2 separate regions of the Homo sapiens genome follow, and region 1 is linked to region 2. A link is an interaction called in ENCODE POLR2A ChIA-PET data of the cell type or tissue named here. Cell type or tissue: OCI-LY7. All regions are shown on one strand. Links, peaks and the distances in the headings refer to the core of each region. The heading gives the core; the rest is flanking DNA. Region 1 has its middle 9.4 kb from the start of IMPA2. Region 2 has its middle 34 kb from the start of ANKRD62.

Region 1 (7,659 bases), core at 3,471-5,970, 87 kb before region 2:
ATAGAATCCTACATCTCACTTTCCCTTCTTGTTTCCCTAACCACCAAAGACCAATGTGCATTGAATAAATAGAAGAATAGAAAATACTCTGTGTGTGTGTGTGTGCGTATGTGTGTGTGTGTGTGTGTGTGTGTGTAGAGGACAGGAGAGAGGGAGAGAGAAGAAATTTGCCATACATCTTTCATGAATATATAGCTGATAGAAGAAAGCTGGTAAACACAGAATCTCATTAAGAATTTCCATTTCTGGGCCAGAGGTGGTGGCTTATGCCTGTAATCCTAGCACTTTGGATTGAATTAGTTCATGAATGAGTGAATTAGTTGAATTAGTACATGAATGAGTGACTACATGAACAAATGATATACATGAGGATGTATCCATGCAGAAATCTGAAATTTATATTTATTTTCCCCCTTAAATTGGGTCCCTTTCCTGGCAGAAAAGACTCGAATTTTGGTGCTGACTATAATATTTTCTTTTTAAGACACAGACAAGTAGAATGTGCGTATCTCATTTGAGTCTCATATTCGTCTTCAAGGTAAAAAAAAAAAATGTGCTTAGTAGTGGCGGCTGCCTTAGAAATGGAAATTCTCTTTTTCTTTTTTCTTTTTTTTAAATTAGACAAGTTCTCCCTCTGTCACCCAGGCTGGAGTCCAGTGATGGGATCTTGGCTCACTGCAGCCTCAACCTCCCACACGCAAGTGATCATCCCACCTCAGCCTCCCCAGTAGCTGGGATTACAGGCACACAGTACAACGCCAGGCTAATTAAAAAAAAATTTGGCCGGGCGCAGTGGCTCACGCCTGTAATCCCAACACTTTGGGAGGCCAAGGTGGGAGGATCACCTGAGGTCAGGAGTTTGAGACTAGCCTGGCCAACATGGTGAAACCCCACCTCTACTAAAAAATACAAAAATTAGCCAGGCATGGTGGCAGGCAGCTGTAATCCTAGCTACTCAGGAGGCTGAGGCAGGAGAATCACTTGAACTCAGGAGGCAGAGGTTGCAGTAAGCCAAGACTGCACCACTGCACTCCAGCCTGGGCAACAAGAGCGAGACTCCATCTCAAAAAAAACAAAAAAAAAATTTGGTAGAGATAGGGTCTCATTGTTCTCATTGTATTGCCCAGGCTGGTCTTGAACTCCTGGGCTCATGTGATCCTCCTGCCATGGCCTTCCAAAGTGCTGGGATTACAGACATGAGACATGAGCCACCTCACCCGGCACAGAAATGGAAATCCTTTTTTTTTTTTTTTTTTTTTTGAGATGGAGTTTCTTTCACTCTTGTTGCCCAGGCTGGAGTGCAATGGCGCGATCTCGGCTCACTGCAACCTTGCCTCCCGGGTTCAAGCAATTCTCCTGCATCAGCCTCCTGAGTAGCTCGGATTACAGGCATGCGCCATCATGCCTGGCTAATTTTGTATTTTTAGTAGAGACGGGGTTTCTCCATATTGGTCAGGCTGGTCTTGAACTCCCAACCTCAGGTGATCCGCCCACCTCGGCCTCCCAAAGTGCTGGGATTACAGGTGTGAGCCACCACGCCCGGCCTCACAGCAACGGAAATTCGTAATGAGATTCTGTATTCACCAGCTTTCTTCAATCAGCTATATATTTCTGAAAGATATGTGGCAAATTTCTGCTCTCTCTCTCCTGTCCTCCACACAGACACACACACACAGCATTTTCTATTTTTAAGTTCAGATCAGATTTTTAAAAGTTATGTTGCCTTGATGAAAATATGAGTGTTTTTGATAGCTGCCATGAATTCCATTTTATTTATTTATTTATTTATTTATTTAATTTATTTATTTAATTTTTTGAGACAGGGTCTCACTCTGTTGCCCAGGCTGGAGTGCAGTGGTGTGATCACAACTCACTGCAGCCTCAACCTCCTGGGCTCAAGCAATCCTCCTGCCTCAGCCTCCAGTGTAACTGGGACTACAGGCGTGTACCATGCCCGGCTAATATTTTTGAATTTTTGTAGAGACAGGGTCTCAGTTTGTTGCCCTAGCTGTTCTCAAACTCCTGGGTTCAAGCAACGCTCCTGCCTCGGCCTCCCAAAGTGCTGAGATTACAGGCATGAGCCACGATGCCCAGCCAAGAAGAAGTATTCTAAACAAAGAAGGATAAATTAAAAATGGTGAAGGAAGCCTGGGAGGGCTGAGCGCATTAACTGCCCCCTTTCTGCAGTTGCCAAAATGACCTGGAAAAGAAAGTGCAGGCATTAACACTTCCAAAAAAGGGTGTTTGTGTAATGAAGACACAAAGTTTTGAGATAAATCTCCTTGAGTCATGTTGGTCTTTGTTCCACTCACTTCATAATGTCAAGCGTGTTGATAAGTGGATCAAATGCAGCACAGTCTCACTGTGTTTTCTTCTCAAATGTTATCTAGTAACTTCGTAGCATTTTTGTATGCATCATCATACACATTTGTCCCAGGGGCAATTTTCTCCTTTTTTATCTGTAGTAAAACATACCAAAACTGGACGCAATAACATAACAAACCTTTTTAGGTCTGAAAACAACAACAACAACAAAAACCTTTGCAAATGGAACATAAGCTTTTGATTAAACAAAAAAAAAGCAGGTAAATATTTGCCTGAAAACAGTCATTTTAAAAGATTTTTTTATTTTGAGACAGAGCCACCCAGGATGGCGTGCAATGGTGCAATCTCTCTGCTCACTGCAAACTCTGTCTCCTGGGTTCAAGCGATTCTCCTGCCTCAGCCTCCTGAATAGCTGGGATTACAGGCACATGCCGTCATGTTTGGCTACTTTTTGTATTAATATTATTTTTTTCTTTTTTTGAAGTGGAGTCTTGCTCTGTCTCCCAGGCTGGGGTGCAGTGGCGCAATCTCGGCTCACTGTAGCCTTCGCCTCCCGGGTTCAAGCGATTCTCCTGCCTCAGCCTCCTGAGTAGCTGGGACTACAGGCGCCCGCCACCATGCCCGGCTAATTTTTGTATTTTTAGTAGAGATGGGGGTTTTGCCATGTTGGCCAGGCTAGTCTCGAACTCCTGATCTAAACTGATCCACCTGCCTCGGCCTCCCAAAGTACTGGGATTACAGGTGTGACCCACCGTGCCCGGCCTACTTTTTGATGTTTAATAGAGACGGGGTTTCACCGTGTTGGCCAGGCTGATCTCGAACTCCTGACCTCAAGTGATCTGCCAGCCTCGGCCTCCCAAAGTGCTGGGATTACAGGTATGAGCCACCGTGCCAGGACAAAGAATCCAGTTTTAAAATACGAGCGGGCAGAGCCGGGGACTGTGGTGCATTCCTGTGATCCCAAATACTGTGGAGGCTGAGGTAAGAGGATCCTTTGAGCCTAGCAGTTCAAGACCAGCCTGGGAAACATATGGCGACTCTGTCTCCAAAAACCCAAAATCAACCAAAACAAAACAAACAAAACAAAACAGGCAGGCAGGAGAATTTGTCAGTATATTTCCACCTCCATTTATATTCAATCCCAGGAACCTTCCTCATGCAGGCAGTGAGATTTGAGGCGTAAATTACCCTGAAAGTGGGAGTGGGGTTGGCATTTTTCTTAAGAACTGGGAACAAAGCATTTCTCCTTGGGTTAATGCTGACAAACGAAATAATGCAATTGAAAAAGAAATAAGGCCAGGCGCGGTGGCTCACGCCTGTAATCCCAGCACTTTGGGAGGCCGAGGCGGGCGGATCACAAGGTCAGGAGATCGAGACCATCCCGGCTAAAACGGTGAAACCCCGTCTCTACTAAAAATACAAAAAATTAGCCGGGCGTAGTGGCGGGCGCCTGTAGTCCCAGCTACTTGGGAGGCTGAGGCAGGAGAATGGCGTGAATCCGGGAGGCGGAGCTTGCAGTGAGCCGAGATCGCGCCACTGCACTCCAGCCTGGGCGACAGAGCGAGACTCCGTCTCAAAAAAAAAAAAAAAAAAAAAAAAAAAGAAAAAGAAATAATACGGATACGGCAGGGGGTATATGTACTTTCCCCTTAATTTTGCCGCGAACTTAAAAGTATAGAAAAAAAATAGACACGCTGCAGCACAGCCTGTGTCTCTCCTCCGCCCCGTAGACGGAAGTGCAGAGGGGCTGGAGGGACGAGGCTAGAGCGCGGCAAAGCAGGCGGGAGAACTAGATCCCAGTCCAGGTGAACATCCAGGCCCACGCGCACTCCCCTCCTGCAGAGGCAAAGGTGAGGGTGAGGGTTGTGCCAGAAGGTGACTTTTCCTGGAAACGTTTAGGGCCCGGGCCGCATTCCTGCGGGTCTTGGGTACAGGCAAGCTCCTGGTTTCCTTCCTCAGGACACCTGCATCGGGGGAGTGGCGCGGCAGCCGAAGAGAGAATGTCCAGGCCCAGCGGTGCGCAGCCTCCCCGGACCTACGGCTGCGGCGCCCCAGGGAGTGTGGCAAGCCCAGGGGCCCCCTGGACAGAAGAGACTAGCACGATCGCGGACCAGTGTGTCAGGGGCCACTCAGGAGAGGCCAGCAGAACTGGGCCAAAACAGGAACGTCCAGTCTCAGCATCCGCAGGGGCAGGACACAGCAGGGACTGAGGTGCAGGGACCTGCGAGGAAAAAGAGGAATTGACTGCATTTTATTTTATTTGTTGAGGCAGAGTCTCGCCCTGTCGCCCAGGCTGGAGTGCAGAGTGCATTGGCTCTATCTCTGCTCATGCAACCTCCACCTCCCGGTTTCAAGTGATTCTCATACCTCAGCCTCCAGAGTAGCTGCGATTACAGGCGTGCCCGGCTAATCTTTTTTTTTTTTTTTTTTTTGTAGACGGAGTTTCCCTTTTGTTGCTCAGGCTGGAGTGCAATGGCGTGATCTCAGCTCACTGCACCTCCGCCTCCCAGGTTCAAGCAATTCTCCTGCCTTAGCCACAAAAATACCCGGGATTACAGGCATGTGCCACCACACCCGGCTAATTTTGTATTTTTAGTAGAGATGGGGTTTCACCATGTTGGTCAAGCTGGTCTTGAACTCTTGACCTCAGGTGATCCTCCCACCTCGGCCTCCCAAAGTGCTGGGATTACAGGCGTGAACCACTGTGCCTGACCTAATTTTTGTATTTTTAGTAGAGATGAGGTTTCACTGTGTTTGCCAGACTGGTTTCGAACTCCTGGCCTCAAGCGATCCACCCACCTCAGCCTCCCAAAGTGCTGGGATCACAGGCGTAAACCATCTTGCAGGCCTGCATTGAGTGAATTTTAAACCTGAAATGTCTAAAAAATCACTAACACATCTTGAGTTGTCTGGAAGTAAGTAGGTTGAGTTTTCTGCTATCAGGCAGGAAGGGAGCTGAGAAAAGGAAGTTTGGTTGTGGGTAAATGAAGACAGTTACAGGTTGTACAACTGAGTGTGGATTACAAAATACCATCTGCTAGGCTAGCATCGTTAATTTCAACTCAAGTGTTGTGGAGAATTTCAGGTGCATGGGATTAGAGATACTGGAAATTCGGCTAGGCATGGTGGCTCACACCTGTAATCCCAGCACTTTGGGAGGCTGAGGTGGCCAATCAGGAGGTCAAGAGATCAAGACCAACCTGGCCAACATGGTGAAACCCCACCTCTACTAAACATACAAAAGATTAGCTGGGTGTGGTGACGCACACCTGTAGTCTCAGCTACTCAGGAGGCTGAGGCAGGAGAATCGCTTGAACCTGGGAGGTGGAGGTTGTAGTGAGCCGAGATCATGCCACTGCACTCCAGCCTGGTGACACAGCAAGACTCCGTCTCAAAAAAAAAAAAAAAAAAAAAGGCTGGGCGCGGTGGCTCATGCTTGTAATCCCAGCACTTTGGGAGGCCGAGGCAGGCGGATCACGAGGTCAGGAGATCGAGACCACGGTGAAACCCTGTCTCTACTGAAAATACAAAAAATAAAAAATTAGCGGGGCACGGTGGCGGGCGCCTGTAGTCCCAGCTACTCGGGAGGCTGAGGCAGGAGAGTGGCGTGAACCCAGAAGGCAGAGCTTGCAGTGAGCCGAGATCAAGCCACTGCACTCCAGCCTGAGCGACAGAGCAAGACTCCATCTCAAAAAAAAAAAAAAAGAAAGAAAAATACTGGAAATTCTCTTTTAGGACCAAGGCCTTGCAGGATAGGGTTTTTAACAGATGGAAGGTATCACCAATTGTTGAAGTACAATTTCGTAGTCTCCAGGATCTATGAATGTGGGATCCACAGGCATAGAATCCCCATAAGGAGTGGCTGAAGTGCAGAGCAAAGAAGAAATGTGAATCCCAAAAAAGTTTGCAAAGTTTTGAAAGCCAGAGTATACCATGTGAATTCTCAGGGAGTATCTGGTACTGTGTTACACTCAGAAGGAGGAGGAATGACCAGCACATTAACCCCTTCCTCAGTGGAAAATAATGACTTGGGAGGATTTTCCAGAGTAGAATAAAGGGCATCTCTGGTTATATAGTGGAAATAAATAAGTAGAAATAACCCTGCAGATTTTTTTTTATATCTATTGCTTAGCAAAGACTCCCAGAATTGTTCGTGGTTATGGGGCTGTGCACAGTGTTGGGGGATATTTAAATGCAGAGCATTTCTTGTAATCATCTATCTGACTTAGTTTAGTGAAAAGTTGTGGCGCTGGCTGACTCCAGTTATTGCATAAGTGACTCTGAGCAGTTTGGCTGGGTTGGGGAGTAGGAGGGTTGGCACTGATTTTCGGTTCCTAGAGTGCTCTGCACTCCTTGCTGCCTTCTTCAAGGCCTCTAGGCTGAGAAGAGTGCCTCGTAACCCCTAATGTGCTGATGCCCAAGACAAATCTCCTTGGGTCCAGCTGTATCAGTTTGCTGTGGCTGTGTAACAAAACACCACAGACTAAGCAGCTTAAAAACAGAAATGCACTTTCTTGCAATTCTGGAGGCTGAAAGTCCAACATCAAGGTGTCAGCAGGCTGGATAAAGATAATGTGGGAGGCCAGGCAGGGTGGTTCACAGGCGTGGTAGCTCATGTCTCCCAGCACTTTGGAAGGCCAAGGCAGGAGGATTACTTGAGCCCAGGAGTTCAAAACCAGCCTGGGCAACATAGCAAGACCTTGTCTCTAGAAAAAAATGAAAAAAATTAGCCAGGTGTGATGACATGTAGTCTCAGCCACTTGGGAAGCTGAGGCAGGAGGACCACTTGAATCTGGGAGGTGGTAGGTTGAGGCTTCATTGAGCCATCGTCTTGCTGCAGCACTCTAGCCTGGGTGACGCAGGAGACCTTGTCTCAAAAAAAAAAAAAAAAAAAAGGAAAAGAAAATGTGGTACATATATACCATGGAATACTAAACAGCCATAAAAAGAAGGAAATCATGTCCTTTGCAGCAACATGGATGCAGCTGGAGGCCATTATCCTAAGTAAATTAACGCAGGAACAGAAAAACAAATGCTGCATGTTCTCACTTATAAGTGGGAGCTAAATATTGGGTACTCACGGACACAAAGATAGGAACAACAGACACTGGGGATTCCAAAAGGAAGGAGGGTGGAGGGGGTCAAGTGTTGAAAAACTACCTATTAGGTATTATGTTTGCTGCTTGCGTTACAGGATCATTAGAAGCCCAAACATCAGCATCACACAGTATACCCTTTTAACAAACCTGCACATGTACCCTTTGCATCTAAAATTAAAAAAAAATGATTAGTCAGCAGGGTTGGTGTCTTCTGAGGCCTTTCTCCTTGGCTTGC
Region 2 (7,659 bases), core at 2,550-5,049:
AGCACCCTAGCCCCCACCTCACCCATAGCAGCATTTGTGGGACCCGCTCCCTTGCAAGGGGTGGCCCCGAGGCAGCTTCCTACCTCTCCCTTCACTTTGGTTTGCTCCTGGCAACTCCGCGCCCTCTTCCTCAGCCTCCGCCTCGGTCTCCCCCATGTCTTCTATCACCTGCTCGGACCTTCTCTCTCATCTCCTGAGCCTCCCTGCCCCAGTGCTTCTGGGGGAAGCAGCATCTCAGGTGTCTTCCCTTCTCCTAGCAAGGGACTCCACCAGGCCCTCTGCCCAGGATGTGGGACTCACACAGCCGCCCCACTCTCCTTGAGGTCAGGGGCAGAGCGCTGCCATCTCATTTGTGGGGGAGTAGTGTATGGGGAGTAGCGGGGTCTTGGGGGCCGCTGGGCTGGGTACAGTTGGGGCTGCTGAATGTAAGTTGTGCTTTTTGGCCTAGAAGTGCTGGGGTTCAGGCTGTGCAGAACCCGCTCCCCAGGATTGGCCCCCTTCCTCCAGGGAGTTCCTGCGGAGATGGTGGGACCTTCGGGGACTTGGAGGCCTGCGGGCAGGGGTGGCTGGAGGGGGAGTGACCTCCTCAGGGGGAAGGGGTGGAGCTGGAGCCTCCCCGCTCCCCATCCCTGGCCAGGACTCCAGTGCTGGGCATTGCTCTTGAAGGGGAAGCGCAGCTTGCATCGTGAGGGGTTACAAAGCGGGTTGGGGGCCTGTGCAGCACCCCCGCTCCAGCCCTCACAGCGCTGCAGTCCCTGCAGCTGTAGCTGCTCCTGCTTAAGCCAGCAAAGGTGACCTCGATGGAAGGCAGGGTCCTCCTCTATGAGCCGCGACACCCACTCCCAGCTTGACAGTGGTGGTGAGGGGGACCAGGCTGAGGGCATGTGGTCACTGGGGGCTGCCTCCTCTCATCCTTCAGGTGGGGCCCAGTGGAACTCACCACCTTCTTCATTCTCATCCTCATGATCCTGGGCCAGGGGGATGATCCTCTCCATGCAGACCATGCGGTCCTGCAGCGCCTGCAGCTCCCAGTCCTTGCTGCTGTTCTGCAGCTTCACCTGCTGCAGAATCCCCATGAGCTTGCAGATGTGGGCCTGGAGGTCCTCCACCTCCACCCCTCGGGTTCCCTCCTCGCTGCCACCACCACTGCCAGCTCCACCTCCTTCCTCCTCGCCCACGGTGTCCCAGAAATCCCGGGCCACAGCCCTCCAGGCATCTCTGGGGCCCTCTGGCTTGCCATAGGTGTGACACAACTCCCACACCTTGAGGGTGGCCAGGGCCTCAATCTCAGCCTGCCCGTGGTGGAAGTAAGCCAGGGCCAACTCATAGCAGATCTTCTTCACCTCCTGCATCTTCAGGTCAGGCATGGTGGCCCAGCGGGGGTCTTTGCCTTGCAGCCTTCGTCAATGGGGGATCTGATAAACTCTGCAAGGGGCGCTGCGCTTACCACCACCAACCACAGTGAGGCGAGCCGCTGGGCCGCAGGCTCTAGCCTCCAGCAGCTAGCCAAGGAGGAGCTCTTGCTGATGGCTGCCTCCTACCACTCTAACCATACTGCGGTCTCTGTGGCCATCTTCTTTGACTACAAGGGAATAAAACTAGATATCAATAAGAAGAGTAATTTTGGAAACCATACAATCACATGGAAGTTAAACAATACACTCCTGAATGAATGACTAGTGGGTCATTGAAGAAGATACTAAGATGGCAATTGAAAAATTTCTTGAAACAAATGGTAATGAAAACATAATATACCAAAACTTATGATACACAGAAAGCAGTAGAAAGGCAGAAATTTTTAGCTGTAAGTGCCTACCATCCAAACAGAAGAAAAACTTCACATAAACAATACATCTTAAATAACTAGTAAAGTAAGAACAAACTAAACCCAACATAAATAATAAAGATTGTAGCAGGAATAAAATTGAAATGAAAAAAATACACAAGATTAAACAAAAAGTTGGTTTTCTGGAAAGTTAAACAAAATTGACAAACTTTTAGTCAGGCTAACTAAGAAAAAAGAGAGAAGATTCAAATAAATAAAATCAAGAGACAAAAAAAGGAGACATTACAACTGATACTTCAGAAATTCAAAGGATCATAACTGGCTATTTCATAGGCCAATAAATTGGAAAGCCTAGTAGAAATTGACAAATTCCTAGATTCATGCAATCTACCTAGGTTGAACCATGAAAACATCCAAGACCTGAACAGATCGGTGGTAACAAGTAATCAGATTGAAGCCATCAGGAAAAGTCTCCCAGTAAAGAAAAACCCAGGAACCGATGGCTTCACTGCTGATGGCTTCACACCACACATTCACAGACCTAGTACCAATCCTACTCACACTACTTTAAAAAACAGGACAGAATACTTCCAAACTTACTCTATGAGGCCATTATTACCCCGATACCAAAATCAGACAAAGACATGAAAAAAGGAAACTACAGGCCAGTATCTCTAATATTGACACAAAAATCCTCAACAAAATACCAGCAAATCAAATTCAGCAATACATTAAAAAGATAATTCATCATGATTAAGTGGGATGTATCCCTGGGATGCAAGGGTCATTCAACACACAATCAGTGTGATACACCATATCAACCAAATAAAGGACAAAAACCATATGATCATGTCAATTGAAACTGAAAAAGCATTTGATAAAATTCAACATTGCTTCATGCTATAAATCATCAAAAAACCAGGTACAGAAGAAACATACCTCACTATAATAAAAACCACATGAGAGAGACCCACAGCTAGAATCACATGGAATGGGGATATATGGAAAGCCTTTCCTCTAAGATCTGGAACATGATAAGGATGCCCACTGTCACCACTGTTATTTAACATAGTACTGGAAATCCTAGCTAATGCAAAATCGTAGCTAAAGCACACCCAAACCTTCCCCTTCCCTGCACCGTGGGCATTGCAGCACCCCATAGCCCGCTCAACCCAAAACCCCCCACCTGCCCCCGCGGGCAGTGCAGCCCTGGATAGTACCCTTAACCCACCTCACTGCTGCCGGCAATACAGTCTGGGATAGCACCCCCAACCTGCTCCCTGCAAAGGGCAGTGCAACCCTGGATAGGGCCCCCAACCCACCCCCTGGTGCAGGCAGCACAGCCCCAGATAGCGCACCCAACCAGCCACCCAAGGCAGGCAGTGATGCCTGAGATAGGGCCCCAACCCACCCCAGGCTGCGGGCAGTGCGGCCCTGGATAGCGCACCTACCCCTTTGCCTTTCTCTGTTCTGGCAGACTGCAGTGTCTGTCCCTGTCACCAACCGCAGCAAGGCGAGCCAGCAAGGCAAGCCAGCGAGGCCAGCCATAGTCCCGCAAGCTCCAGCCTCCAGCATGCAGCAGAGGGCATCTCCTACTCCAAGCTGGGAATGCAGCAGCTATGGCGTGACCCCTTAACATGCTTTATATACCAAGTTTATAAACTACATGTTCTGATTGTAATGAAAGGAAAACAGCTAGGCCAACTCTGATTGGACTTTATCTTCTCGTTCTGATTGGTTATTCTAAGACTTGCTCTCATCCAATCAGAACATGAAAATAAAGTTCAATTAGAATAGGTCTAGCAGTTTTCTCTCATCCAATCCAGGAACCTCACTTGCATAACCTCAGTATATAATGCATGCTAAGGGGGAGTCCCGCCGTAGCAGGCTGTTCTTTGTCAACCTGTCCAGCCACTCAGTTTGCAGCTTAGAGAAGGTGGAAGTGGACTCCCCTGCCACACTCTGGAGGCTGGAGCCTGTGGCACCAGGGCTTGCATCTGCATGGTGTGTGACGGTGATGGAGATTGCAGAGCGTATGGAGTGGTAGGAGGCAGCTGGCAGCGAGAGCTACTTCCATGCCTGGCTAAAGGAAGAGAGGAAGGAGGCACCTACTGCAGGCTGGAGGCTAGAGCCTACGGGACTGCGGGTGGCCTCACTGACTCACCTCACTGGCTCGCCTAGCTGGGGTTGGTGGCAGCAATGCACACTGCAGCCGGCCAGAGTATAGAAAGGCAATGGGGTAAGTGCACTATCCGGGGCTACACTGCCCACGGCCGGGATCTGGTTGGGGTGTTATTCCAGGCAGCACCACTTTAGGTGTATTAGGGTGTTATCCTGGGCGTCACTACTTTAGGTGTGCTATCTGGGGCTGCACTGCCCACTGCGGGGGGCGGTGGGGGGGTGGTTGTCAGCACTATCCTGGGCTGTATTGCCGGCAGCAGTAGAGCTGGTTGGGGGCACTATGGGTGCTACACTTCCTGCAACAGGGAGCAGGTTGGGGCCACTATTGTGGTTACACTGGCAGCGGTGTAGGGGTGTGGGGACTGGTCGGTCGGGGCTCTGACTGATCCGGCTTCTTTGCCCACAGCGGGGTGGGGATGCTATCTGGGGCTGCACTGTCCATGGTGGGGGGCTTATTGGGGGCGCTATCTGGGGCTGCAAGGCCAATGGCAGGGCATAGGTTAGGGGCAGTATCGCATGCTACATGGCTGGTGGCGGGGGTGGGGATGGAGAGGTTGGGGGGTGCAGGGAGGTGCTTGGTGGGGGGTTTTCCAGCGCTATCAGGGCCAGACTGCCCATGATAGAGGGTGGGTTGGCTGCACTATTGGGCGATTCACTGCCCATGGCAAGGGGTAGTTTGGGGGTATCCTGCCAGTGGCAGGCGGGGTGGTGAGGTGGGTTGTGGGCACTGGAGGGGGACTGCACTGCAGTCAGTGGGGGTGAATTAGGGGCACTATCAGCGTTGCACTGCCTGTGGTGGGGGTTGAATTTGGTGCGCAGTTGGGGACTACACTGCCGGCAGTTGGGGACTACACTGCCGGCAGCGGCATATGGGATAGGGGCGCTATCAGGGGCTACGTTGCCTGTGGTGGGGTGCGGGTTGGGTGTGCTATCCAGGGCGTCATTCCCCGTGGCTGGGGGATGGTTGGTGGTGCCATCCACTATCTGGGGCTGCACTGCCTATCGCAGGGAGTGGGTTGGGGGCCTTAAGGATCTGTGGCTGCACTGTTCATGGCGGGGAGCAGGGGCGTCACTACCTGCAGCGGTGGGGGGTGGTGTTGTCTGGGGGTCCTATCCGTGGCTGCATGGCCCATGGGAGGGGGCAGGTTGGGGGAGTTATCTGGTGCTGCAACGTCCGAGGCGGGGATGGGTTGGAGGCACTGTTGGGTGCTAAACTGCAGTGGTGAAGGCCGGGTGTCAGGGGTGCTATCCTGGGGCCAACAGTGGGGTGGCGGGTTAGGGGTACTATCAGGGGCTGCCCTGCTGGTGGTGGCAGAGGTTGCAGCAACAGCAGTGGCCTCCAAGGAAGGAGCCTTCCTCCTCTCCCCGGACTCCAGACTCTCGAGGGTGACCTCCTCCTGCTCCTGCTCGAGCACAGGGAGTGCATAGCGTTTCCATGGGAATCCTGAACATGGCAGGGCCTCCATACCCGCTGTGGTTCTGATGGCCTGGGGCTGCTGCTCACCTCGCAATGGTTGGTGGTGGCTACGGAGACTGCAGTGCGCCAGAGTGGTAGGAGGACTGCTGGCTGCAGCCGTGGCAGGGTTGGGGCTGCGGCGGTGGCCAGGTGGTAGGAGCTTTGTAGCTCGGGCCAGTGCATTGAGGACAACAGTAGCGATGGTTGTACTGACATTAGTGCTGGTGGGGACAGCAGCAGCAAGTCTAGGGGCCGGGAAGGGGCAGTAAGAGCACTGCAGGGCCTGCCCGGCCAGGACTTGGGTGGGTAGGAAGCTTCGGGTGCCTCAGTGGAAGCGAGGGAGGAACAGCCAGGGCAAGGAAGAGTCCTCCCCCTTCTCCTGCAGTCTCTGGAGGGAGCCCTCCTCTGCATGAGCCAGGTGTGAGTGTCAGCATATTATCTCACTCTTTTTTTTTTTTTTTCTGAGATGGAGTCTCACTCTGTCACCTAGGCTGGAGTGCAGTGGTGTGATCTCAGCTCACTGCAACCTCCGCCTCCCAGGTTCAAACTATTCTCCTGCCTCAGCCCCCCCCCCCAAGTAGAGTAGCTGGGACTATGGGCACTAATTTTTGTATTTTTAATAGAGACGGGGTTTCGCCATGTTGGTCAGGCTGGTCTCAAACTCCTGACCTCAGGTGATCCGCCCCCCTCGGTATTATCTCACTATTAACAAAATTTAGGATGTGACTACTTGTATATCTTTTTGCTTTTTTTTTTGTTGTTGATATTGGACTTATTCAAATTTCACGAATCAGGGAGTGGAAAAAGGTGTCATAATAGGCCTTCTAATTCCCTCCCCTGTTCTTTTTCCTTCCTTCCAGTCTGTGTTTTCTTCTCGGTATCATCATCTTGTTCCTTCTCCTGTTTTCTTTTTCCCAAGCAATGGCCTTAACAAACAACAAACCATAACTGAGTTTTAAGGATAAACTACTTGTTAGTGTGTTGTATTTTAAAAATAATCTGTCCATAACTATGTTTTAGTGATGAGGAAAAAATTAGTTGCATAATTATTTAGTTACTTGAGTAGCTATGCTTTCATGATCCTGTTAATGTGTCCTGACTCCTCACTCACTGGGTGTCCTGGGAGCCCTGACTCCTAACTCACTGTGTGTCCTGAAGGGCCCTGGACATCCTTTTGTCCCTTGGGTCCAGCTGGGCCCTGACAAAGGAGTAAATGAGGTCATAGAGAGGTCAAGAGGTCACACATGGGATCAAGGTCACAGAAGCGTTCAGTCAGCTTCCTGGCTGGGGATCAGGGTCTCCCTGGGGGGTCTCTTTGCCCTGGAGAGACAGTTTCAAGCCCAGTGGGAGGGGGCAAAGGTCAGAGCTCATGGGGTCACCCACTGTGGCTCCTTTGGCTTTTCTTGGGCCCAAAGGTCCCTGTGAGATGAGGAACGGTCACTGCAGGGGAAGGACGGGACTCGGAGGAGTGCAGAGGCCAGGTCCTGAGTCCACAGGAGCCTTGGGTTACCACAGCAGGGGCAGGCATTGGAGTATTTGGGGACTTTGGAGCCCAGGAAGTATGGGGAGGAAGCATTGGAGGTGTGAGGACAAATGGGGACCCTGAGGTCTCAGCGTGTTATGCTGGAGGTCATGGGAGAAAACAGTAGGACTCGGGATTTATTGGAGGAACAGAGGGCGGTGCTCACGGAGACACCAGGATCCCTCCAGGACCAGTGGGGCTGGATGCTCCCGGAATACCCTAGGGAAGGTAGGGGGCTGGCTCAACTGGATCCTCCTCCCACCTCCTCCCCAGCCTCTGCTCCCTCCCTGACAGCTGAGTCTCAACCCCACCCCTCCCCACCCCCAATCTGAATCCCACCAGGCCCTCTACTCACCACTCACTCTCTGCCAAGGGCAGCCCTGAGGGCCAGGAAGGCCCCATCTCCCTTCTTTCCCTGCCTCCTTGGGGACCTGATCAGTCCAACGAGACCTGGGTACCCCTAGAGAAGGGAGCAGGTGGCCGGGGGATGCAGGAGGAGTCACACACATGGGGGAGAACGGCCAAGTTACAGAGAGGGACAGGGCACAGGGTCTCTGAGTGGCCCTCCCTGAGCAGGGACCCCATGGCCTGGTGCTGGGGGCCTGGAGCAGAGCAGGGGCCTCAGGGTCCCATAGGCTTCAGGGCTGAGGGTGATGGAGTGACACCTGGCTGTGTGTGTGTCACTCACCTTCTCTCTCTTGGCTCCAGGATCGC

Evidence for each region. ChIA-PET counts read pairs that join two places held together with the same protein. Peaks named below come from ENCODE experiments on the same cell type or tissue, not always from the same donor. Only the 100,000 strongest peaks of a DNase experiment are listed, where the experiment ranks them.
Region 1: POLR2A ChIA-PET joins it to region 2 with 6 read pairs; 5 of 35 experiments call an interaction of 5 or more read pairs at or near these places.

What each region holds. Positions count from the first base shown.
Region 1 is chr18:11,968,312-11,975,970 of GRCh38, forward strand. No RefSeq gene overlaps it. Among named protein-coding and RNA genes, the nearest start is that of IMPA2, 9.4 kb to the right of the region's middle. In OCI-LY7, for the core only: no CTCF peak of the experiment used is centred there; no DNase peak of the experiment used is centred there.
Region 2 is chr18:12,056,374-12,064,032 of GRCh38, forward strand. It overlaps the pseudogene LOC107985122. Among named protein-coding and RNA genes, the nearest start is that of ANKRD62, 34 kb to the right of the region's middle. RefSeq lists enhancers at 2,619-3,160, 3,161-3,700, 4,243-4,782. In OCI-LY7, for the core only: CTCF peaks have their summits at 3,988 and 4,189; DNase peaks (open chromatin) are centred at 3,608, 3,938 and 4,258; H3K4me3 peaks cover 2,034 bases; H3K27ac peaks cover 707 bases.